Regions from separate parts of the Mus musculus genome. Here all the other regions are linked to region 2. A link is a loop called in an ENCODE intact Hi-C map of the cell type or tissue named here. Cell type or tissue: heart. All regions are shown on one strand.

What was found. Hi-C counts contacts between places; a loop is a spot of excess contacts. Peaks named below come from ENCODE experiments on the same cell type or tissue, not always from the same donor. Only the 100,000 strongest peaks of a DNase experiment are listed, where the experiment ranks them.
Region 1: it touches region 2 in a loop (4-fold over the local background); 5 of 42 quality-filtered maps call a loop at or near these places.
Region 3: it touches region 2 in a loop (2.4-fold over the local background); 2 of 42 quality-filtered maps call a loop at or near these places.
Region 4: a loop joins it to region 2, with 12 times the contacts of the local background. A loop is called at or near these places in 4 of 42 quality-filtered maps.
Region 5: a loop joins it to region 2, with 5 times the contacts of the local background. A loop is called at or near these places in 11 of 42 quality-filtered maps.

What each region holds. Positions count from the first base shown.
Region 1 is chr15:6,837,412-6,842,411 of GRCm38, reverse strand. Osmr (oncostatin M receptor) reads left to right here. Exons shown (of 18, transcript NM_011019.3): 7 at 308-459; 8 at 4,581-4,720. Among named protein-coding and RNA genes, the nearest start is that of Osmr, 34 kb to the left of the region's middle. In heart, a CTCF peak has its summit at 2,073 (motif pointing left); no DNase peak of the experiment used is centred here.
Region 2 is chr15:7,441,755-7,446,754 of GRCm38, reverse strand. It overlaps Gm41263 (a long non-coding RNA gene), which reads right to left and starts at 4,454. Exons shown (of 4, transcript XR_875019.1): 1 at 4,042-4,454; 2 at 3,215-3,305; 3 at 763-904; 4 at 1-423. It overlaps Gm41262 (a long non-coding RNA gene), which reads left to right. Exons shown (of 3, transcript XR_001781710.1): 3 at 3,057-3,343. In heart, a CTCF peak has its summit at 2,810 (motif pointing right); no DNase peak of the experiment used is centred here.
Region 3 is chr15:7,287,469-7,292,468 of GRCm38, reverse strand. Egflam (EGF-like, fibronectin type III and laminin G domains) reads left to right here. Exons shown (of 22, transcript NM_178748.6): 6 at 2,519-2,685. Among named protein-coding and RNA genes, the nearest start is that of Egflam, 110 kb to the left of the region's middle. In heart, no CTCF peak of the experiment used is centred here; a DNase peak (open chromatin) is centred at 2,838; H3K4me3 peaks cover 448 bases.
Region 4 is chr15:7,261,371-7,266,370 of GRCm38, reverse strand. All of the region lies in intron 6 of Egflam (EGF-like, fibronectin type III and laminin G domains), which reads left to right. Among named protein-coding and RNA genes, the nearest start is that of Lifr, 130 kb to the right of the region's middle. In heart, a CTCF peak has its summit at 2,324 (motif pointing right); a DNase peak (open chromatin) is centred at 2,310.
Region 5 is chr15:7,132,033-7,137,032 of GRCm38, reverse strand. All of the region lies in intron 1 of Lifr (LIF receptor alpha), which reads right to left. Among named protein-coding and RNA genes, the nearest start is that of Lifr, 5.0 kb to the right of the region's middle. In heart, CTCF peaks have their summits at 2,432 (motif pointing left) and 4,065; DNase peaks (open chromatin) are centred at 2,282 and 4,072; H3K27ac peaks cover 233 bases.

The DNA of each region.
Region 1 (5,000 bases), 600 kb after region 2:
ACAATTACATAAGAGTAATAGATTGAGTATCTTTATATTAAAATAGTCTTATCTGCTGATATAACTAACATTCTCCAATTTTTATAAATTTTTAAGAATATTCAACTAGATCAATTGATGTTAATAGCACCCACAGGGAAATTTCATATATAGAAATTTAGTGAAACATTTTCATAATTGGTATCCATTGGTGACAGATCAATGGATTTATGGTTTTAATGTCCCAAGGAATTAGGATACATCTGCTTTGATGGAAGTGTTTAAATCCTGTCTTTCCTGTCTTGTTTTTTTCCCTCCACTTTTTAAGGTTCTCTAAGAGATGTGAGGTTTCTAACTACAGGAACTCCTATACCTGGCAAATCACTGAAGGCTCACAGGAAATGTATAACTTTACTCTCACAGCTGAAAACCAACTAAGGAAAAGAAGTGTCAACATTAATTTTAACCTGACCCATAGAGGTGAGACAGCAATGTCGCAGCCCATGATGGACACTAGTATGCCATTATATACAATTCGACCCAGTAAATTTGCTGCAGATACTGGCCTAGTTTACAACCCGAGTGAAGCTAATCTTTGTTCTTCTATTTGTTCACCCTTACCCTCATGGATGTGTGCGTTCCAAAGCACTTGTTTTGATTGTTGTGATAGTAAAAAGATAAAGATATAAGAATATGTTCTATGGTTGTGGTGAGGTGTGGGGGAAGGAGATGTCTTGGTGGGCCCATACCAAGGCATCCTTCCCCATGCCCCGAGGGCCGGCTACAGGATGGTATAGTATAAAACAGAGTTTATTTTGGGCTTGGGGAGGAGAGTTAAGAGAGTAGTATAGGCAGAGAATGGCAGAGAGAAGGAGAGAGTAGAGAAGTAGAGGCTGACCATGACCATGTGGAGAGAAGGGAGGAAGGGAATGGGGAGAGAGGGAGCAAGGGAGCAGGAGGCAAGAGAATAAGAGAACAAGAGAGTAAGAGAGTGAGGAGGGGGCAAGCAGCCCCTTTTATAGTGGGCCAGGTCTACCTGGATCTTGCCAGGTAACTGTGGGGAGGAGCATACCTGGTTGTTGCCAGGTAACTGTAGGGGTAGAGTCCAGACAGAGTACCAACATTGATCAGACCTCAAGTATCAGTGAGCTCGCTAACAAACTTGAAAACTAGTATCGAGGCATATACTTATTGCATGGCCTCTCCCAGAACCTCTCTCTCTACTCTTCTACCTAGACTGTCTATTGCTTTCAGTTGTATGTAGGAATATGGATGTGTATTCTCATTCCCTGTTCTTTTAAGGATCTGGGAAGTTTGGGCCCTATTGTATAACAAGGCGTCTATAGCAATCTAGGAATTACTTTTTATATAATATTATATAATATTGGCATGATGTGTTTACCCTGGAAACATTGCTGTAATCTCTTCTTTGTACTACTATGTAGCACTTCCTGTGAACATACACTATTTGTTCATTCATCTCTTTCAGTGGCTTTCAAGTTGTATCATGTTTTGCTTGGGGTAGAGTTTTAATTAATTTAGGATTTTACATGTGCCTGTAGACATGTCCATATTTTCTCAGTATGTGCCTAAAATGGAATTGGCAAAGACATAGTATTCCTGAGTGCTTACCTCTCAAATGTGTTCTGAAGTAGTTTTCCCAGTTACATGCTCACTCTGTGAGCTTACTTAGTCTCCCGAAGGTTGTAGAATCGCTGTTTATTTTTTAATTGAGCCTAAGATGGTATTTCTTGATGGTTACAAGTTTAAATATCTCTCCCTATACTGGAAACACAACCATTTTCTCCTTTATGATGTGCTGGGTCATGTTATTTATTCGTTCATTCCTCTACTGGTTGTTAGTTTTCCCATGGTGAGGGTGTGACTAATTACTCTTCTCTATAACAAACACCCCACCAGGCTTGGTTCAAGCCTTAGCCCCACTTCCCACCGCTATCCCGTATGTAGGGGGTGGGGGTGGGGGAATGACAGGGACAGACATTGTGACTGTCATCACAGTATGTAGTTTGGCATAAGAGCAGATTGGACTATCCATGCTCAATTTTAGTCAAAAGGTTGCCATCTACTGGTCAGATGACAGCCACAACACTCATTTGGTTTTGGTTTGACAAGGCTGTCAGTAAACCTTGCCAATAGGTTTTTAATTCTCCACAATTAAATATCGGGAAGAGTTTAAACATCATGGATGGGTAATTTGACCCTTCTGATAAGTGAGACATCTGTTCAAGGGGTAAATGGTCCCCATCTTAAATGCACAATTTCACTGAATAACTAAGCTCTGTTAACCCTGCTCCATTTCACTCGCAGAATTTGTATTTAACCAAGTAAGAACTGGTGGTTCCTGCCATGGCGGCGCATGTAAAGCTTTGGTTATCTGAAGCCTGGTCTGAGAATGGTACTTATCAGCAAGCAAGGAACTCCCAGTGTTAGCAAGGCCCAAGCACTTGGGAAGCTGAGATAGATGAGCATGAGTTTTACCCTATCCTTTGTAATATAGTGAAACCCTGGAATGAAGCAAGGAAGAAAGGGCTGGGACAGGAGGTGGAGGTCAATGCCCATGCTCCAATTCTGAGACTTATATAAACCTGGTGGCAGTTTTCTGCTATCATACTCTGTACTCAAGCACACTTGGAGGTTCTGAACAGCGAAGACTGCATTAGGCTAGCAGAGTCTAAAGGTTCTGAGGGTGAGAATGTGAGGGTTGGACCATGTCTTGCTGAATGGCTTGCAAGGCATCCTGTTACAGGAGGCTCCATTTAAAGGCAGGGATGCTGTCCATCACCCTGATGTAGAGAACCAAAATGACAGAGGCTGCTTAGAGAGACACTTAGTCATTCCCTACCTCCTCCTCATTTCTGGGTTAATCAGGCCAACCTATCATTTTTCTCTCTGGGGTATTCTTTTGGCTTTCAGCTCATATGGTTCTGGCATTTGGCATGATATAAGAAGTCTGCTGTTTGTTTTCATGCTTAGAAGAGCTCTGTGAATGGTCAACTTGGATATCACAAGGTGACAAGGGTGTTTGAAACATCTTTTAAAAATCTATGTTAAGTTCCATATAAACAAGGCCATGTCCTGTTCTCCATTTCCTAGGCAGGAGTTTCCCATGTGATGGCCCATAGCCATTCTCCACATTTCCCAGCTGACTCCTAGCCAGGGTCTCATTTCCCACACTGTACTTTCCTGTTCTAAAATGTTAAACCGGTTCTTTTTTTTTTTTCTCCTCCTTTCTGCCATTATTATTTAGTTTACCTTTTGTTCCGCACACCATTCTTTGCACAGAGAGGTAGACATTTAGAGTGTAGTTTGATGCTATGTTCATCTCACCTGTCTTGGCCAGACTTATGGTACCATGCATGTGTTTCCTACTCTGTGATGGGCCATTAATCCCAGCATAAAGGTGCTGGTTACCCCTACAGCATTCATACCGCTATTGCATCTAAAAGCATCTTACCACACTGGTCATTATTACAGTTCACTGGGTTCACAGTTGGTGACATTGTTGACGGCCTTCCTACCCTCCCACAGCAGTCTGTATAACTTCTTCCAGAAAGATACCCAGTGGCAGGAAACCTTCTGGTCACTATTGACTTGATTTCTCCATGTCCTGTGACTAATGTGTGCTGTAGCTTCAGCAGTAAGGTCTTACCGTCAAGTTCGAGGGGGCAGCCAAGAGCACTGGGAATAACTTGCACTATTTTAAGAGTCTCTGGAATGCCTCTGATCAACAATTTAAGGGAATGTGCTGGGTTCCTTTATTTGCCAATGTACCGTACCTGGGATGAGCATAGTCCCCGGTGTAGGATAACTCTTTTAAATGAAAAGTTATACATGCGATGCTTCTAAAATACTTGTTTTCTCTATGGGTTTTCAAACATCCTTAGTGTCTGAATGTCCCTGCCCCATCTCAGCCAAGCCTCACCATCCCTTGCCTTATGTAACCCACCTCTACGTTAGCCTCCCCACGTTCTTTTTCCCTTTTATTAGCTTCAGTTTCTTCGCTGAGAACTACTGTCCTTCTATTCATTTCACCTGTGTGGCTTTCGCTCATGGACTTATTTTAAACTCTCCTGGGGCAGTTCTAGCACGTGGGTCATTTGGAGGCAGGTGTTTGTTAATGATCTTTTCCCTTGAAAATTGGTAAGATTATTATCAAATGTTTTGTATACTGGGTTGCTTGGAGGTATTCCTTGATATTGTGAATATTATTTTAGTTAGACTTTGGTTGCATTATAACCTTTCTCTATTGGCAGCCTTCTTTAAAGTTTGACTCTCCTCCACAACCTGACTGATGGTATTTAATTTTAAGTGCCTGTGTGTAGTTACATTTTGTGTTTTATTTCAGTGATTAATGTACTTAGTATTAATATATAAGGGCAATTAGTGAATGAAAGAGATTATATACTTGACACAGTACATATGGTCAGCAAGCCCAGTATTGTCTGCATTTTTCTAAACATAAGCAAAAAGCACTGGTGAATGAATAAGTGGTGAAATGAATTGCCTATTTACTAAGCTCTGTGTTTGGATCTGCTTGAGTTCTTTTTTTTTTTTTTTGTTTCTTGTTCTTTTATTGACAGTTCATCCAAAGGCTCCGCAGGACGTCACCCTTAAAATTATAGGTGCTACAAAAGCCAACATGACTTGGAAGGTTCACTCCCATGGAAACAACTACACACTTTTGTGTCAGGTTAAACTCCAATATGGAGAAGTGATTCATGTAAGAACATTTGTTCATTTCCTGTTTTAAAAATCGTCAATGTGTCTTAGCAGAGAGATGGCAGAGTGGGCTTTTTTTTTTTTTTTTTTTTCAGCTTGGGTGGCACACACTTGTAATCCTACCATTCAAACGGTTTACTTAGGAGATCACAAGTTTAAAGCTGTCTTTAGCTACATAACCAAAATACAAACAAAAACATGCCTTATTTCAAACCAAACATGCTGGTGCACACCTGTAACTGGAGAGGCAGAGGCAGGAGGATTACTACAAGTTGGAGACT
Region 2 (5,000 bases):
GAAACACCAGTCTCCGCATTACAGCCTCCTGGATTTCCTAATGGGACTCTGTCCTTCCCTTGATGACAGGGACTCATTTTCCAACTCCCCCCCCCCCCCTCCACTGCTCCTTCTTACCACCAGCTTCCCTGTCTCCTTTCTCTCCTCCCCCTCCTTTCCCTGTTCGTGCTCTCTCTGTTTTCTGCTTCTTTTCATCTCATCTTGCTTTCCTATGTGACAGAAAAAGATAAGCCTAGACTCTTGATAAAAATGAATGCCTTCCTCCTCTTTCCCTCACGGACTTAGACTGTACCCATATTCAAAGTCTTCTGTCCTCATCACCCAGATTGGTTTAGGTTGGAAATGGAGATGTGCTTGTGCAAGCTTGGGTATGGAGTTGTTGACAGGACTCATCGGTTATCCACATATCTTACAGTGCTCCATCTTAGGGAAAAATTAAATGAAAAGAAACAAGCATTATAAATTTTGAAAGGATACTCCTGTGTAATAATTGATTTCTACAGGCTAACAGCCGCAAATTCAGTGCAGAGTCATTTATTTTGGCCACAGAATTTTGGGTCAGTTTTGGTTAATGCAAGCTGGGCTGAAGCTCTACTGAAGAAAACAGGTTTTCGTTCTAATCTGTGATTCTTTTAAAAAGAATCTTTGCATATGTAGGAGAGACTCCTGGAGTCCGATGATCTTAGAGTTGCTATTGCTCTAACATGGTGTGAAACACCGTGAACGAAGTGACTTGGGGGAGTGAAGGGTTTCTTCACTTACGTTTCCATATCACATTTCATCACCAGAGGAAGTGAGGACGGGAACTCAGATGTGGCAGGGACTTGGAGGCAGGAGCTGATGCAGAGGCCACTTTGCTAGCTTGTCTCTCACATTTCCAGCATCTTCTCTTTACCTCAGCTTCCTAGACAACAAAGAAGCAATCAAAGTCAAAACTGCTCACTTTTTTTCACTACTCCACCCACCAGCATCCAGCACTTCCTGCAGCAGTGCCAATGGCTGATGGGAGTATCCACAGCTCAGAAAACCTACAAAGGCAAAGTAATGGGAACAACAAACAATCCTGAGAGCCCAGGGATGCTTGTTACTGCATCTGATGTAGTGAAAACTGACTAGTAATGGTTTTTTTCCTTTGGTTTATTGGGTTAATAAGTAGAGTGAAGACAGTTATCATTTGAAAAATTCACAGCCAAGTTATAAAACTTGTTGTCTAGATCAGACCTTGGATTTGTTACTGGGCAACTTTCCCCTCTGGGCCTCATCTTTGTTATTTTTAGCTTGAAACTAACAACATGTCATGGGTGCTTCTTAGAGTTCTTATTTTCACAGTATAACTAAGAACATTGCTGCCACATTTCCCTCTCTTGCTGTTGAGCTCCCAGTTGAGGAATTGTCTTTATCAGGTTGGCCTATGGGAGTATCAGTTAGGAAATGTCTTCAGTGCTTTATGGATGTGGGACATGCCACCCCAAATGATTGGTGGCACCTCCCAAAAGAAGACCATTCCTCCTTTGCTGCTGTGGCATTCCCTCGAGCTGCTGAGTTAATTTACCAACTGCTGCTTTGATTCCTTTGCTGATATTAGAACCCACATCTGATGTGGACCAAGAACCAGCAGGTCTCTGGGAATCCTCCAGGCCTGTGGTACCAGCCTGGGACTGCCGAGAAACCCCACCTCATCAGCTATGAGACTAGTGGGTTCTCAGCTTCTATAGTGTGAGGTAGTAAGTTGGGACTATTTTGATCAGCTTGCATAAGCTGATTCAAATTTTCTATGGGTTTTATTTGTCTAAAGAATACTAATACACATGGCACCCACCATTTCACAACAACCTACTGAAGTAGCTAATGATTTTCTTACATACTTAGAATTCGTGGTCTTCCAAGATTAAGCAATCTACCCATGGTCGCATGACAAAGAAGAGAAGACACAAGCCAGGTGTGGTAGTATAGTGGTAAACAGCTGCAATTTAGGAAGGGTTGAAATGAATTTGAGATGATCCTAGGCTATACAGCAAGGTCTGAAATAGCCTGGTCTACGTAACAAGACCCTAACTCTGAAACTAACTCAGAAACTAAGGGCTGAAGATGTAGCCCAGGTTAGAGTGCTTCCTAGCCTGTGCAAAATCCTGGATTCTCAATATTCAGTGCCACTAGCAACACCAACAGTGATGATGGATAGTAGTGAGTTAAGTCAGAGTTTTTGGGCAACACACAGTTAGGAAAGAAAGAAAGTGGTAGCCAAGTTTATCTTAAATCCCAACCTACACATTATATGAAGGAATACCTTTAGCATTAATAATTCTTACTTAGAATAACACAGTATCATCAAGCATAAGTGAGAGCTATACTTTGTTTTTTCATTGGGAAAAAAGACATACAGAGAGAGAGAGAGAGAGAGAGAGAGAGAGAGGCTCAGTAGGCCAGAGTAATTGCTCTGCAAGCATGAACATTGGAGGAGCTGAATTCTAATACCCAGCAACCACGTAAAGATCCGAGAATGCCCACATGCACACAACAACTCCATCATAGTGGGATAGAGATAGGATGATCCAGAGAGGTGGCTGGTCAGCCAGACTAACTGAATGGTAAGCTTCCAGGTCAGTGGGACCCTCTCTTAAAGCAGGAAGGCAGGGAACAATAGAAGACACCCAGTGTCTTGTCCCGGTGTCTGTAAAGGCACACATAGACACAAACACCCACCCACTTATATGTATGCACCCCCCCCCCACACACACACACAATTTTTTTGTTCTTTTTTTCTTTTTATTTAAAGAAACAGTTCTATTGTCTTTTGCCACCAGATGGCGATCAAAGCTAACAAGCTCTAACAAGCTCCAGGCTCCAACCCTGACACAGCTTAAATATTGTGCTAAACAGACCTTCCATTCTCCCAAATCAGGGGGTCCAAGCTAGAAGATCTACTTTTAAAAAAGATCAGCATCCACTTGAGTTCCAGGTACTAGGACCTCTAATCGAACTGATTTTTCCCCCCAAAATCAGGTGAATTTACCCAGAACACTTAAACTCAACTCTTCTGTTCTTATGAATTTCAGAGACTTCCAGGCCGTAAATACACTCATGCTCACAGTTAGTCAAGAAGCATAGATCTGGAGGACGTGGCTCAGGTGATAGACCGCTTGCATAAGGAGAGGAGGAAGCCCTGTGTTCGATTCCTAGCACTGCAAGATGGAGTAGGTCTGTTGTTGCGCACCTGTCATCTCTGCACCTGTGAGGACCAGACGACGTTCCAGGTCATCCTCAGACGTTCCAGGTCATCCTCAGACGTTCAAGGTCATCCCCAGCTACGGAGAAAATTGGGCTAAGCCGAGGCTACACAAGACCGTCCTTTAAAAATTAAAATTTTAGTATAAAGTCTGCCATTCCGGTTTTTAAATCGATACTTCTGAGCTTACTGCTAGGTGAAAAATTATTGGAGCCCTTAAGAAATGCAGAAAGTCAGGGCCTGCTGTTGACCCACTGGGCCGTAATCTGCATTTGCATCCTTCTCCCAGGTGATTGGTTTCATATTAGAATTTGAGAAGCACAAAAGAGCCACCGCTGGCAAATTGTTAAAAATACTTCCACATACAGCCACACTCATAGAAGCAAAGCATGGATAGTGGCTTCCCGGCTGTAGGAGAGCAGCCTGGGGGGTTACTAACCAGACAAGCTTTCTTAGAGCAAGTTCGGTAAGCCTTCTAGTCTTGTTGTACAGCATCAACCCTGTCAGTGACAGTTTTTAGAGGAATCTGAGTGATTTCCTTCTGAGCAGAGTAGAATTTCAGCCCTCTAGCATTTGGGACTAAGAGCTGACTTAATCTGTACTTTACCCAGGGGCTCTGACTATTGCTGGCCCACACTACGCATGCTTGGCAGGCGCTTCTGCACATTCCTCCTCTCCCCACCACTTCCCACATTCTTCTCTCAAACGCTTTTTTCGTCCCATCTCTCATTCATACAATTCTATATGATTTGTGAACTCATACAACCACTGTCACCCACATACATAATATTTGTTTAATCGGGACAATAACTTACCTTAAAAATGTGTCTGCAAAAATTATTCTTCGATTTTTTTTCAGCTGCTTGGAATATTTATGACTATCCATTAGCCCTGGTAAGGTAATCAGGAGTTGGTTATATTCCCAATCCCGAGATAAACACACAGCCCCTCATAAACTCAGGCTCCAGATAGCACAAGACGAAGCAGTCCCACATCCCTGTGTTCTCTGCAACATTCACAGCAGTGCGGGGCAGCTGGTGTTTGTCTTAAAACGTCTCGGCATTTGTTTATTAAATAACGAGAAAATATTCCTGATGATCTCTGCTTTGATGCTCATCTTGTTCTCACTAAGCCCTTTTCTGTCTGGGGAATTAGGTTAAGTCTTACTGGAAAGCTGAGCTGCTCTGGCTAACCTTCCCTCGGAGCTGGAGAGTAACCTGGGGTTTGGGCGCCTCCAACAGAGTCAAATGTCTGCTAAAAGAAGGCGTGGAGGAGAAAAGGAGGATCATGGGCAATTGGGGGGGGGTGTTAGGGAGAAGGAAGAAAGAAAAATAAAGAAGAGAGAGAGAGACAGAGACAGAGAGAAACAGAGACAGAGAGACAGAGGGACAGAGACACACACAGGGAATACACTGACAGCTCAGAGTAATCCTAACAGCTCTAATTGGTGATGGTATTCTGGAGCTCAGTCTGGTAGCTGTATTTGCCACCAAACCAGGCATTCTGAGTCCATCCCCAGAACAGGTGGAAGGAGAGGACAGGCACCCACAAATTGTCCTTTGACCCCCCACAGGCACAGTGAGTGATACATGCATAAGCACACGTACAATACATGAGTACAAACTCATTGAAATTCAACAGTTTTTCTTCTCATACAGAAGTAGATGAAGGCTTCCCTCCATGACCCCTAAGCTGCCTTTCCCACGTGCCCAGATTCTCTGTTTTATCTCCCACCAGTCCTTCTGCTGGCCACATCTCTGAGACTTTGCTCTGC
Region 3 (5,000 bases), 150 kb after region 2:
TCCAGTGGCTCTCCTCTGTGAAGTGATTCTGTGCTAATGTGAATTTGCAAGTGAGCTTCCACCACTCACTCAGCTCTTCCCTTTGATGATAAAGTCATTTTAGAGAATTCCACGTTTAGGACAAGACAGGGAAGGGAAGAACTGAACCCTGCTTCCTCCAGTGGGCAGGCCCTGTGACTTTTCTCTTCCCCCAGACCAGACACTGTCAGCACTCACAGCTCACTCACACTTGGTATGGTAACCCAGAGGAAGTCTCTGTCTCCATTTCCTGGACTTTTAGTAAGTCCTGCTCGTGAAGAACGAGGCAAGCACACATGTAAGAAATGAAGTCCATCCAGGCTTCTCCTCTTATTTCTTTTCCTGATATGCTCTTCACAAAAGACAAACACCAACATTTTGTTTCCTGATACTCTTTAAATACCTGGGAGTAGGGGACATTTCACACCAGATGGAGGGTGCAGGGAGGGAACCAGCTGAAGGTCTAATAGTCGCCTTCTGCCCACCATAGCTAGCTTTCAATCCAGTGTCAAGTGTTTTTGTTTTGTTTTAATTTAACCTCAGCCCATCAACCCAAGTTGGCCTCAGCAGTTCTCAGTTGTGACCTTGGTCAAATTTCTTGCCCTTTCAGTGATTTAGTTTCTTGTTTATATTAAAATCGAAAACAAAAGATTGAGCCTTTTAAGGTTAATGCCTACTACAAAGAATAGGTGTTAGAGGTAAATGAGTTAGGGTACCAGAACAGTGCTTAACACTTTGAAACATTTGGCAAATGCTGGCAATTAGCAGCCATCAATACACACACACACACACACACACACACACACACACACACCACCACCACCACCACCACCACCACCCGCACCCCCCAACCAGTTAGGCCCCCTGCTGTGCACTACTATTCCTCCCTTTCTCATCCCTTTTCTTACTACCTGCCATGTTCTTCCTCTCCGCTAGCTAGAGCATCCAGAGGGGGCTACAGTGTCTGTCCTAAAGAGATGCTGGACAGCCCTGTATGAGTTTATGTTTTAATTGTGGTGTTATGAAGGTAAAAAGAGACAAAATAAGTTTTAAAATTGTAAAGATGGAATTATTTTGTGTGTATGTAGGTGTTTTTGCCTGCGTGTATGTGTGTGCACCATGTGTGTGTCTGACATCCCCTGGGATTGGAATACAAGTGGTGATGAGCCACGACATGGATGCTGGGACTCAAACCCAGGTCTTCTGCAAGCATTAGTGCTCTGAACCACCAAACCAACTCTCCAGCCCATGTAAATGAGTTCTAAAAAGCTATTTTATTTTGATTACTTGTATTTATAATTATATTTATAAATTACATATAGTATATTATAAATATAAAATAAATAAATTATTTATATTTATAATTGTTAAATTTATTATTAACAATTTGGATATTGCTATATCCAAAATATTATCATTTCAACATGAATTCAATATGAAGATAAAATCAGTTTTATATTTACAGAAGAGATAGATTTCTTTTCTTTCTTTTTTTACTTTAAAAGCTTGTGTGCATTTTATACTTATAGTACATCTTAGTTCATGCTGGCTATATCTCAAGGGCTGAGTAGCTGCATGGGTTAGCAGTACAGTCTGGGAATGTGTATGCAGTAAGCAAGCATATGAGTTATTAACTCCAGAAGTAAATGAGTCCCCTGAGTAGTGGCCAGCACATATTTATAGTGTGGTACTAGAGTGGAGGCTAAGCATGTGTGCTTCATGTAATCTTCATGGCAGTTCCCTTATCTTGGTCCCTGCATCATTCACATATTACATATGGGGAAACTGAGACTTAAAGACATAAAATAAAAATATATATAAAACAGAAGGATCAGATGCTACTAAGTAGCAGAACTCAGATTTGAACTTGGCTCCTCCAATTCCAGAGACTGTACTGGCTTTGTGAATGCCACTTCATTGATTAAAAGTCTAAATGAAGACCTGCCTTCTCTGAAAGGCCCTCAGAGGGACATGTGAAAAGGTAGCATGTCTTGACACAGACATAATTTGTTGTTACTAAGAAGGTCTGTGAGTGTAGTCATCTTGAGTGTTCCCATGGCAATCCATGCTGTCTGTCACCCTATAAAATCTGTATTTGTTTACTCAGGAATAGATGGCAAAGTGATGGGATCTCTGCTTTCCTGATCTCTAGGGATGGGAGAGCCTTGTTCAGCGAACATCTGGAAAATACAGTTCTTGCAGATAAATGCTCCCACGTGGGGTCTTTATGTCCTGGTGAAGGCCAAGCAGGCAGAAGTAGACACTCTCTAAGCAGTGCTTAGAATTGGCCCTAAAGATGATCTACTTGCTTTTACTGGCAGATGCTTCCAGGTGATGACGTTATGGTTTGAAAGCAGGACCACTTTCAGATAGGAAATGTTAACTCACTTTTATGAGCATAGCTCTCAGAGTGAAAATGGTGTTAGCTCCCATGGCCAGCGAACCTCTTTTCCCTACGGTATTTCTAAACCGTTGCTTTTCTTATTTTTAATCATTAAAGACCAGATTTTGACAAGAGCTGGACCATAATCCAAGAGCGCCTGCAGATGGACTCCATGGTTATCAAAGGCCTTGATCCAGATACCAACTACCAGTTTGCTGTGAAAGCCATGAATGCTCACGGCTTCAGTCCGCGCAGCTGGCCCAGCAACACCGTCCGAACCCTGGGTGAGTGCTGTTCCTGTCCTGAAGAGCATGCGCAGCTGGGCAGCTGTGGTTGCCTCGCAGAGCCTCCCTTGCCTGGTGCTTCTTAGTGCCCAACAGAGAACAGCTTGGAATGGGGCTCTCTCCGGGCTTCTTCCTGCAGTTTTCCCAGACCTTTTGAAGGTTCTACTCTCCACTGGGACGCGGGCTATTTCTGTTTCTAAGCAGTCGGGGAAGGTTTATTTTTGCATCGTCCTTGGGGAGTTTCTGGTCGGGTTTTTGTGCACAATCATGGGGCAGATCACACAGCAAATGAGATGTGCAGTCTCTCCCTGCCTCTTGTCTCATCGTCAGTTCGTCTTGGAACTCTGTGGGGAAAAAGTTAAGACCCCACCCCACCCCACACCCCCCACCACACCACACTCTTCACAGTTAGTAATTGTCTGCCAAATCGAGGACTCTCCACTGAGTGTGATAAACACCTGTAATCTCTTCACTTGGAAGGCTGGAGCAGGAGGAGCTGTGTTAATTCAAAGCCAACTTAGGGTGCTCATTAGGAGCCTGTAACAAAACAAAAGGGACATTCAAGTAACACTCCCCTGGGTGATGGCCAGCACTTCTCAGAACAGATGTTGGAGTGCTGACACGTAACTTTGGGGGTCTAGTTGACTGTAAGTTCTCATGGTGCCTCTGGGGATCTGGAGGGAGCTTAGGACCAATATTGAACAAATAAACTCAGGCTTGTCTTCAAAGTCAAGTCATGTCTCTGGTCCGGGGTTCAGCAAGCTGTCACATGATGTCAAAAGCTGAAGGGTTCAGGCAAGCTTGTCAAGTCCAGCCCAGCCCAGCCCAACCCAGCTTCAAAGCCTTTGTACTTTGGAAGTAGGGTCACATTTACATAAACCTAGAAGCATAGTAGTGAGGACTTAGAAGAGAGACTGTAAGCACTTTTTGTTTGAAAGGTCGATGTCTTTGCAGTTCTGCACATGAATTTCTCAGGAACCCTGCAGCTGCTGCAGGCCTGTTTATCTGAGAGAGGGGCTCCAACAGGGAGCTTACACAGAGTAGCTTGTTTTTCCGTTGGCTTGCACAAAGCCCTAGTTTTGTTGTTAGGATGGAAATAAGTAGCCCCCACTCTCCCCATAGCTGCCTCCCAAGGCTAATGCTATTCCCAGGAAGATATCCACCAGGGCTTGCAAGTCCTGGGGATGTGTGCTCTGCTAAACAGAGCACCCATCCTGTAACCTTCAAGGTTGAGTATCCCGTCTTCAAATTGAGTTGTTGGAGTTGCAGTGGGGCCTCACCTCTAAAACCGCTCCCTGTATCTCTACTTGCCCACCACACAACAGCTACGGTGGAATAGTAATTGTTTCCTTAGTCTTTGGAATGGAGAAGCCGCCTAAACAGACTGAGAATGAAAATCTTTCTTTCCAGAAGACATGCTAGCAATTCTATTCCAAGGTCAGGCCTCCGTTCATTCTTGCTAAATGTGTTCTCTTCTGTCATCTCAAATTGGCCAAAATATAGAGACCTGGAGCTAGGGACTCACTGTCCTTCAAAACACGTAGGTTGTCTTGTTTGTGTGCACTCTGGCACTTAGTGCATGTTCATTGCTCTTTCCCGGCCCTTAACATGAAGAGGCTGTGTTCCACACGTCCATCTGTCCCCAGTGTCCTCTAAGTCATAGAGTGAAAAACAAAGAAAGATGATTATGGAACAACCCAGGCTGCCCTTGACCTTGGATGGATGTGGGAGAGGACACTAGCTTAAGGAACAGATGGATGGGTGGGTAGAGCACCCTTGGGGATTTTCTTTTGGTAAATGATGTGCTGATGTGGTCTTTGAAGTTCTAGTCATTTGTTCTCCATTTCTTGATCCTATTGTTAATGGGGGGGGGGAGTGGGGAAAGAGATGCAAAGATTCTTTGTGGATATGAAATATTTTATTGCATTTCTGACTCCCAGGGGAAGTAAAATTTTATAGTTTCATGTAATTGTGCACAAAGAATGGCAAAGCAAACAAAACAAAAGCAAAACAATGACAAAACACCCTCCCTGCCCCGCAAAATCCACAAACCTCACTGAAGTCTTTTTGTGAATTTGTTATTGTTGTTTGGAGTGTTTTGTTCTATTTTTGAGACCTGAATAAGTACCCCCACTCTCCCAGTAGCAATCTCCCAAGGCTAATGCTATTCCCAGGAAGATATCGACCAGGGCTTGCAAGTCCTGGGGATGTGTGTTCGGCTAAGCAGAGCACCCATCCTGCAACCTTCAAGGCTGAGTGTCTCCTCTTCAAACTGAGTTGTTGGAGTTGCAGTGGGGCCTCACCCCTAAAGCCAC
Region 4 (5,000 bases), 180 kb after region 2:
ATTATGGGGCTAACGAACCATTTTATGCTTGAATTCCAGACCTACTCAGGAGGACAGAACCCACATATTGTACTATAATGCAGTCAAAAACATTCATAGACACCAGGTCTCCCTAGTTCTATACTGTTGTTTAGTTAAATTGACATAGCATCAAACCAGCTTCTAAATTGCTGTTTAAACCCACATACAAGTAATACTCTCCACTTTAAGAAACTTCTCTTTGAGGCAAATGGCGTCAGCACAAAGACACACAACTGCTCAAGGTGCTGAGGGCAAGTGGCTGGTGAGTGAGTGAGTGTTCAGCCCTAAAGGACATTTAGGTCGCCTCCTGTAAGGCTCTGAAAGCATCATAGGTGGGGATGAATGTAAGAACTAGGGGGGAGGGAGAAGGACTATTAAATGTCATCTGTGTGTATGACACAGCCATTGAAATCACAAATGCACAGTAGCTGAGGTTACCTCTACTGTTCCTGCACAAAATTCGCTGTGTCAACAATCATGAATGTGGAAGGGATCTTCAGTTGTGTACTCACTAACGAATCCACCAAACCTATGACACAAGAAGAGATCCTATTTCTTAATTCATTTACGTGAGGTTCTATATGTGAGAGGTATGTGTTTAAAACTAGAAAGTAGACCATGAAGAGATAAAAAGAGATTTTTAAGGAGGAGGGAGAGGACAAATGAATATATGTGTGCTGATCAATATATTGCTTACTTGACAAGATCCAGAATCATCAAAGAGGTAAACCTGTGAAAGATTTTCTAGATTAGGCAATTGAGATGGGAAGATCCACCCCAAATATGGAAGATAATTGTCTTAGTTAGGGTTTTGCTGCTGTGAACAGACACCATGACCAAGGCAAGTCTTATAAAGGACAACATTTAATTGGGGCTGGCTTACAGATTCAGAGGTTCAGCCCATTATCATCAAGATAGAAACATGGCAACATCCAGGCAGGCATGGTACAGGAGGAGCTGAGAGTTCTACATCTTCATCTGAAGGCTGCTAGCAGAATACTGACTCCCAGGCAGCTAGAACAAAGGCCTTAAAGCCCACACCCACAAAGCCACACCTACTCCAACAAGGCCAAACCTCCCAACAGTACCACTCCTTGAGCCAAGTATGTACAAACCATCACAATAATTCCCCACAGTCTGGGATCCCAGACCCAATCAAAAAGAGAACGCAGGGGTAGTGGTTGAGAGCACTGGCTGCTTTTCTAGAGGACCCAGGTTTGATTCCCAGTACCTACAGCTGCCGTTACTCTAGGTCCAGGAACTCCGGCATCCTCTTCTGCTCCCTTCCAGCATCAGGCATGCATGTACCGCACTTACATACATGCAGGCAAAGCACTCATGTGTAAAATATCAACCAACCGATCAACCAATCAATAATTTGAAAGAGAAAGAAATCAAGCCAGGAACCAGTGTTTCCTTGCTCCCTCCTTTTTGTTTGTGGATGCAGTATGGCAAGTTGCTTCAAGTTCCAGCCAACGTCACCTCTCTACCATGACGTTCCATCAAAATATGAGCAAAAGATTCTTCCTTTGTTAAGTTGCCTCCGTTAGGGGAGTTTTATCAAATAATGCAACATGTGTCGTGAAAACAGAGGTGAGAGGACCAGCAGGAAGGGACGGGAGTTGGGAAACAGACTACGAAAAACAGTTATGAGAGACTATAATAAGGCCCAGAATTCTGTGGGAACTTAGGAGAAACTAAAGAGAGGGGCTGGGGAGGGGTCTGTCAGACATTTTCTTTGTCTCAAAATAGAATAGAAAATTGACGCTGCATCAAAGAAGAGAGGCTGTGTTCTGGGGCTCAGGTGCCCTTTCCCCAGGAGAACACCCACTGACATCTCTCAAAATCTAAATTTATACAAGTTCTGGCCTTCCTCTCGTGGCTTTCTGTGAAGTATAAAATGACCACAGGTGGGATGGGGAGGAAGTTAGATCACTACCCTCCTGGGCTCAGGCTTGCCAAACTGTAAGCAAATCCACTTTCCTGTTCTGATTTCTGTTTCCCAGTTCTTTGAGAAATGGAGACAGCAGGTTTATGGGCCCAAGTGCTTGGTTATGCCTGCTTCTCATTCCCACCACCTGCCCTAAGTGTGGATTAATGTCAGCCACCACCGAGCTTCAACTCCAGCACAGACCATATTTTTACAATCTATGTCTCCATTTGACACAGTGTACTGCTTCGTCCATCAAAGTTTTGATCACTGGATCATCAAAAGACTGCAGAAGCCAGCAGGGGACCAGGAGACTCCAGGACTTGGCATAGGGCCACCCACAGCTCCAGAGGGTGTCCTCCAGCAGGTGGCGGTAGTTTGCAAGTCATCCAGCAGGTGGCGATAGCCCACAGACTTCCAGAGCAGGAAGAGCAGGGTGCATTAGCATAGCCTGAGTTGAATCAGGACTGATAGAGAAGTTCCATTAGATTGCCCTGGAGCTGTTTCTCCCTTGCTTAACTAGTCCCAGCCAGTAGGGCTGCACTTTACAAATCTACATTTTAGCTTTGCATCCAAAAGAAAAGCTCACAAGCTTATAAACTAAGAACTCATAGTTTTGTTTTATTTCTTCTTAAGGAAAAAAAAAAAAAAAAAACAACATGCTAAAGGTTGTCATGTTTAGAAAGCGCTGCAACAATGAAAATAATGGATTAGAACAGCTGAAAACTAGTTAAAGTCTATGTCACTGGCTACCTTCGTCCCTTTCTTTATGCATCGCCACCAGCTGGAGTCACCATAAAATCACTTTATGGAGGAAAGGATAGCGTCTTGTTTGTGAGCTATCTTAGGGTTTCTATTGCTGTGATGAAACACCGTGACCAAAGAGCAAATGAGGGAGGAAAGGGTTTATTCAGTTTATACTTCCAGATCATAGTCCATCGCTGAAGGAAGTCAGGATAGGAAACTCAAGTGGGGCTGGGACCTAGAGGCAGAAGCGGATCCAGTGGGCGTGGAGGGATGCTGCTTACTGGCCCACTTCCCACGGCTTGCTCAGCCTGCTCCCTTATAAAGCCTAGGACTACTAGTACGGGCATGGCACCACCCACCAAGATCTGGGCCCTCTCTCATTGATCACTAATTGAGAAGATGCTAACAGCAGGATCTCATGGAGGCATCTCCTCAACTAGGGCACTTTTCTCTCAGATGCCTCTAGCTCAGCCAGTACATGAGCTTATAATGGCTGTTTTTTCTGTTTGACTGTTCATTCATGTAATTCAAAATCTATGTATTGAATGCCTGTTTAATGTCAGGCAATTTCTGGGTACCAGAGTGTTAGCAGTAAGTAATACAGCAGGTACCCCTGCAGTCAGGGAACTTACATGAAAGAGGACCTACCTTGGTCAGGAAGAAAAGAATACTAGATAGATAGATAGATAGATAGATAGATAGATAGATAGATAGATCCTAGTAAGATAACTCATAAACCAGACGCTATCCTTTCTTCAGTAAAGTGATTTTAGGGTGACTCCAACTGGTGTTGATGCATGAATAAAGGGGTATGAGAGAGAGAGAGAGAGACAGAGCGAGAGTATTGTTATATTCCATAAGTAATGCATCAGCAATGATAAGTACTAAGGTGAAAGACTGAGATTAAGTACCAAGTCTCTATCCGGTTGTCTGGCTGGCTCTAAATGTTCCAGTCACTAAGATACTTCTACTGTGTCTTGACCTCCCCTGATGCAGAACCCAATTTGTGTGCATGGTTGGGACACCATATTCAAGAATAGAGTCACATCTTATTACCTGACCCTGAGCTTCCCAGCCATCTCTCACTGGATCATTTTTGGAGCTGCAGGTTGTCATGTCTATAATCCTAAGTGCAGACTTTCTACATCAGTTTTCTGAGCTGCCCCTTTAGTGACAAGATGTTATTTCCTCAACAAGAAGCGTTGAGTTTCCATTTCCACCTCAGTATGTGTAGGAACACTTCCTGACTAAGGCTTATGCTGTGCCCTTCTGCAAACTTCAGCCACTCCAGCAGGATTCCTATCATAATGGAAGACCCTATGCAGTTTGCTACTACACCCTAAGAGTTAGTTATAAATCTGAGAGAGGTCAATAAATACCTGCTTCTGGTCTCCACATGCACACACACACATGCACGCACACATGCACGCACACATGTACACACATTCACACACACATGCACACACACATGCACACACACATACACACACATGCACACATGCATACACACACACACATACACACACACATGCACACACATGCACACATGCATACACACACCATGTACATAATTTAAAATAAAAATTTGAAAAGCAAAGTACTGTGTGTGTTTTCAGTGTCTCACCCTTGCTGAACTAGAACTTTATATTCTTAGGTCATTTGACTCAATTTTTAAAAATATTGCTTATGGCCCACTTAACTGTTTTCACAACCTTTGAGTGTCCTGAAGTCTGTAGCTTGAATAATACTGGATCAAGTACATCAGGAAATTAAGTAGAGTTTTGTGGAAAGTATATACTAACATCTAAAGGTGTAGAGGAAGGGAACATTAGTTACGTCCATGAATATTGCATATTCTTACTTTTAACAAGTTTCTTTTGGAGGAAGCCAAAGCTTCGAGCCAAGAGTTCATGGTCAAGCCAATGATTATATGCATCTAAAACTCCTTGAGTGCCTGTGTTTGCACTTCATGCAGTTTGAGAAAACATACCCCAGAGTGGAAAGAAGGGCAGTGGTAGCCTTGTGGTGAGGACTCTGGAAAATGAACTTATCAGAAATCTTACAGTGAGGTGAGTTTGGGGGTGGCTGCTAAAAGTGGGGCTGCATCTCCCCAGGAGGCTGAGGATGAAGGGAACGGGATCCTGCTGAACAGGTCTTTCAATTCATTGTTAAATAAGGTCTAAGAGAGTATGCTTGGACATTGTTCAGACACATAAGGGTTAGGAACTCCAAGGCAGAAGATAGAACCTAGCCCCACACCTGCCAAAGTGAAACTACTCCCCTAGCTAACATGAAGATCACC
Region 5 (5,000 bases), 310 kb after region 2:
TATTGGGAATTCTGGGGGGGCTGGGGGGGTGGCTGCTAAAAGCAACAGAGCTATTGATGTTGCACACAGAATTCATCTCAGCTAGCGTCTAGACAGTAATCTTGGGGTCATCCTACACAGTGTCACAGAGCTGATCACATGTATGCATGTGCACGCTCGCTGCAAAGACAACACCTAGATGAATGACCCTACATAGGCCTCTTGGTCATCTGGCTTGACAAATGGTAAATTTGGTGCAGCTCCACCAGTGGGCATCCCCTGCAGCACTGTCCCTTCATTACTCATGAAAACCATAACCAATTCCTATTACTGAGCACGGAAGCTGTTTCCACTGGGGAACAGGTGTTTTAAGAAGTTACAAGGAGCCGGGTGTGGTGGCACACGCCTTTAATCCCAGCACTCAGGAGGCAGAGGCAGGCGGATTTCTGAGTTCGAGGCCAGCCTGGACTACAAAGTGAGTTCTAGGACAGCCAGGGCTACACAGAGAAACCCTGTCTAGACACCCCCCCCCCCCCCCGGCCAAAGAAGTTACAAGGATAGCTTTGTCAAATTGCAGGGGTGGTTTTGATATGTGCATGGTAGTGGAGCAGCCTTCAGCATCTGCAGACAGCTTTTCCCCCTGATCTCCCTTCCTGGTTCTGATACGTGGCACATTTTTGAGGCTTTTGATGAGTAATGCAAAATTGCCCTCCTGGAAAGTTACCACAATTCAAACATCCGCCAGGCATCTCGAAGCGACAATTTCCAGAGCCTGTGGGGGCTTTGTGAGATTTGATTTCAAATATCCAAATTCCAACGAGCCCATAAAGTTCTGAAATTGTGAAATCACTTGACTGATAAGACACATGTGGAAGAAAGGCAATTCAAGGCACTGTTTGATCTCAAAAGTAAATACTGTTTCAAGCATCAAAGATAAAAGGTTAAGGATACCAGGAATTAGGGAGTTTACAAGGTGACTCCTGGAAAATTCAATGCCTGGTCAGTAAGGGACCAGATGCAGCCACACCTGCCAAATTTGGCCAGTGCTAGAGCTAGGAGTTTGGGTTTCAAAAGTAGCACTCTCTATTTTTTTTAAATGAGAAATTATATATTCATCCATATTATATAAACACACTCTCACAGATAATGTGCCCATCGGACAATTGGAATTCTTTTAGGTATGTATTTACTTAACAAAATATGGGGCACCTGCTGTGGGCGGAACTCAGTGCCAGTGGTAAGATGACACACGGAAGCCCACAGTGGCGAACCCCTCAGGGAGATGCTCCTCTAGACAGAACTCAGACTCTTTCAGGTAACAGTCAGTCCAAGAAGGGTCAGGATGCTGGTCAGTCCTCAGTGACTGTCCCCAGGCAAATCGTGGCATCCCTGGGTCTCAGTTTCTTTACATATTAAACTCCAGAAGCTGACTTGGGGATCCGAAAGGGCCCTCTGACTCTCAAGCTCCACGCTGTGGCTAGGTTGTTTGAATCCTCAATTTTTTTTAAAGATTTATTTCTTATTATATGTAAGTACACTGTAGCTGTCTTCAGACACAGCAGAAGAGGGAGTCAGATCTCATTACGGATGGTTGTGAGCCACCATGTGGTTGCTGGGATTTGAACTCAGGACCTTTGGAAGAGCAGTCGGGTGCTCTTACCTGCTGAGCCATCTCACCAGCCCCTGAATCCTCAATTTTATGTTTTCCTAAGAGCTTACATTTTCATCTCCCTCTGTATCTTGCACACGCTCTCCCCTAAAACTGTTTTTGTTTGTTTGTTTGTTTGTTGTTTTTACCACAGTAAAACTGCTGATCATGGTACCTTCAAGGAGTAAGCATGGGGTAAAGTTCCAGTCAGATAACTTACATTCCCGCTTTAACTGTTTCTTTGGAGAAGTTTCTCAAATGTTCACGCCTTACTCACTTTTATGCTCTAAAGGCCCGAAGAAGGGCCTCCAGAAGCTGACTTGGGGATCCGAAAGGGCCCTCTGACTCTCAAGCTCCACGCTGTGGCTAGGTTGTTTGAATCCTCAATTTTTTAAAAAGATTTATTTCTTATTATATTTAAGTACACTGGGGCCTCCAGGCCTGCTGCGTGCAAACAGCTGGCATCTTGTCATCACGCCCTAATGTCCACAGTGGCCCTCAAACAGCCCCAGAGGTTACAGCATGTAAGTGTGGGCCACGGTCTCACCTTCATCCTACCACCACCAGGGCTCAGCCAACTCACAAGGTTCTGTCCACAGGACAATTACAACCCATCTGCCCCGTTAGCGTTTTCTAATGTTAGAAGCAGGGAAGTACTTCTGTCAGCACTTGTTATTTTCCACCAGATGTTCCTGCTACCACCGTGTCAACTGTCCTTGGATCTAAGAACTTCTTACAGAAGTGTGTGCTTCGGGGATGAAGGCTTAACCCAGACACACACGGACCTTCAGAAAGAAATATTGCCCCCTAGTGGCCCTTCAAGATACCACCACATAACAAGATTATGCTCGATTCTAGACATGAATGCTAATTCCAACTTATTCAGCCTTAGAAGCCAAAAGAATGAAGGAGAGCCAAAAACTTCCCACCGTGCAAAAGTACATTAGAAACCAAAAACATACGCCAAAAATTCCTCCTCACCTCCCAACACTGAGTGGGCAAGGCTTGCGAGCACCACCTTCAGCCTGCGTCAGCAGGGGCAGTGCAAGTGTCTAGAAGGAACACATGCAGCATTACTCAAGACAATGTATGACAACTGGAATTCCTGCCTTTCTGCAACCTGTACAGGGACTGCAAAGGACCTGCTTGAGAGTGCTTGCATTTCTAAACATCGAAACTCCCTACAATGCCTCGCTGGCTTCAGCTACTTGCGGGAAGTGAGACTGAAAAGGACCAAGACTACTCTGCTCACAAAGGAGGTGTGGAAGAACCCATTGTTTTCTCAGTGTCTGCACTGCCTGTGTCACGCCGAGCTGGGGGATACAATTATCTTACGTGGAAACAAGTTACTACCATCAGGTATCAACAGTCAGAATAGGAAATTAGAAAGAGAGAGACGGAGGGAGACAGACGGACAGACAGACAGAAGGAAGGGAAAGAAAGAAAGAAAGAAAGAAAGAGAGAGAGAGAGGAGGGAGACAGACAGAGAGAGAGAGAGGGAGAGAAAGAAAGAAAGAGAGAGAAGAGGGAGACAGAGAGAGAGAGAGAGAGAGAGAGAGAGAGAGAGATCAAGCTCACATTCTGCAAGATCACGGAACTCCTAATACAGAACAGGGGCCCAACAGTCAATCACCAGAGACAAGACTCTTATCGCACAGCTCTAACAATTGCTTGGCATGAAACTCCTTTCCCAAACTTTCAATTAATATAAAGGAACATATATTTAGAATAACAAACAGATTAGGAGTTGGGAAGAGGAAATACCACAAGTTCCTGCTATTTCCCAAAATAGAGCAGGCACACACACATTTCTTCTGTGAGAACAACATACCTGAGCTTGGCACAGCTCATTGGTCAGTCGCAAGCCCGAAGAACCAAAACATCACATTAAGAAAAAAAAAATTTAAAAAAAAAAAAGCATCTGAATTATTCACTCCCATGTAAATGGCTGCTCCATTGAAATCAAAAGTGAAAATTTGGGCTATCTCTTGGAAATCACTATGACTTACTAAAAGGGGCTGTGTTGTGTTTTGTTTTGTTTTTAATACTTCCGACTTGAATTTCATGGCAGAAGGATGAGATTTAAGGCAACAATCTGAGAGTGTGTTAACTGTAACACACATGGTAAGGCCTAGAGCCTAGGTGGAGAACTCAGATAACAGACTCCGAAGAATTCTGACCAAAAATCAGGCAAGATTATTTCTTAAGGTTTTTCTTTATTTGCTCATCTACTCAACAAATAATGCAGGACGGAGGTGCAGCCTTGGCTGTGCGTGCCACAGGAAACAGCAAGCCCTGTCCCTGAACTCCTGGAGCCAGCATGGAGGAATTCTTCCACCCTCTTCTCCATGCGCAGCACCCCAATCCAAGCACATGCCCGCAGCCTGCCCCTCTCCCCAGTAGTAGCATAGCACCGTGGTGGCCCTATGGCGCCGCCTGGATGTTGATTCGTGCAGTGCCCTCTACCTGAGCTACACTTCCCCTTTCTCCAGAATCATACACTGCTCAGCTCCTACCAATCTACCCTAGGGAGGCTTCTCGGGCCACAGGCAGCAGTCTTCAGGGCGACCCTATCCACCTCAGCCACGCCCCTCTCTACCTCAGCCACGCCCCTCTCAGCCACGCCCCTCTGCCAGGGCAGGGTAGGTTCGTTTCCCTGGTCCTTAACCGGATACCATCTTTCTTCACTGCTCTCTCACGTTTTTAATCCATCTCCACAATTCAGATGGAAACTCATGACAGCCAGTCTGTTTGTCCCGTATAAGCTGGATCTCAGTTTCCCGAAAATTGCCTGGAATATTAACAGAAGACTGATAAACACCTATTTATGAAGAACAAATATGGACCAGTGTTAACAACACTTTTGTATTGACACCACAATGTTAGGTCCCAAAGAAAACAAAGACCATATTCTAAATGCTAAGAGTGGATTGGATTTTAATTAGATTTTTAAAGGTTCCTCACAGCTTATAGAAGGAGGAGGAAGAGGAGGGGATTGGAAGGGGAGAAGCGAGAAGACGAAGAAGAGGAAGAGCCTCCACATAGGATCACATAAGGCTACATAATGCATTGTGCTCAAATGCTAGCATTAGCGAGGCCTAACCTCTACAATTTATTCTGCTTCCAAAATCACTCTTAAGAGATGCCAAGGACAAATACTTTCTCTAACAATGAAGGTGTAAAAGCAATTTATTCACATTAAAGTAGAAGCCAGTGGTGATCAACCACAGAAACACAGACTTTATCCTAATGAGAAGCAAATTTTCTGGAACACACACACAAAAAAAAAAAAAAAAAAAACTCCCCTGCCTTCAATTTAATAATAGGTATAAGCCTTCACTGCATATTCAAAAACATTTAAACTCTTAGGATT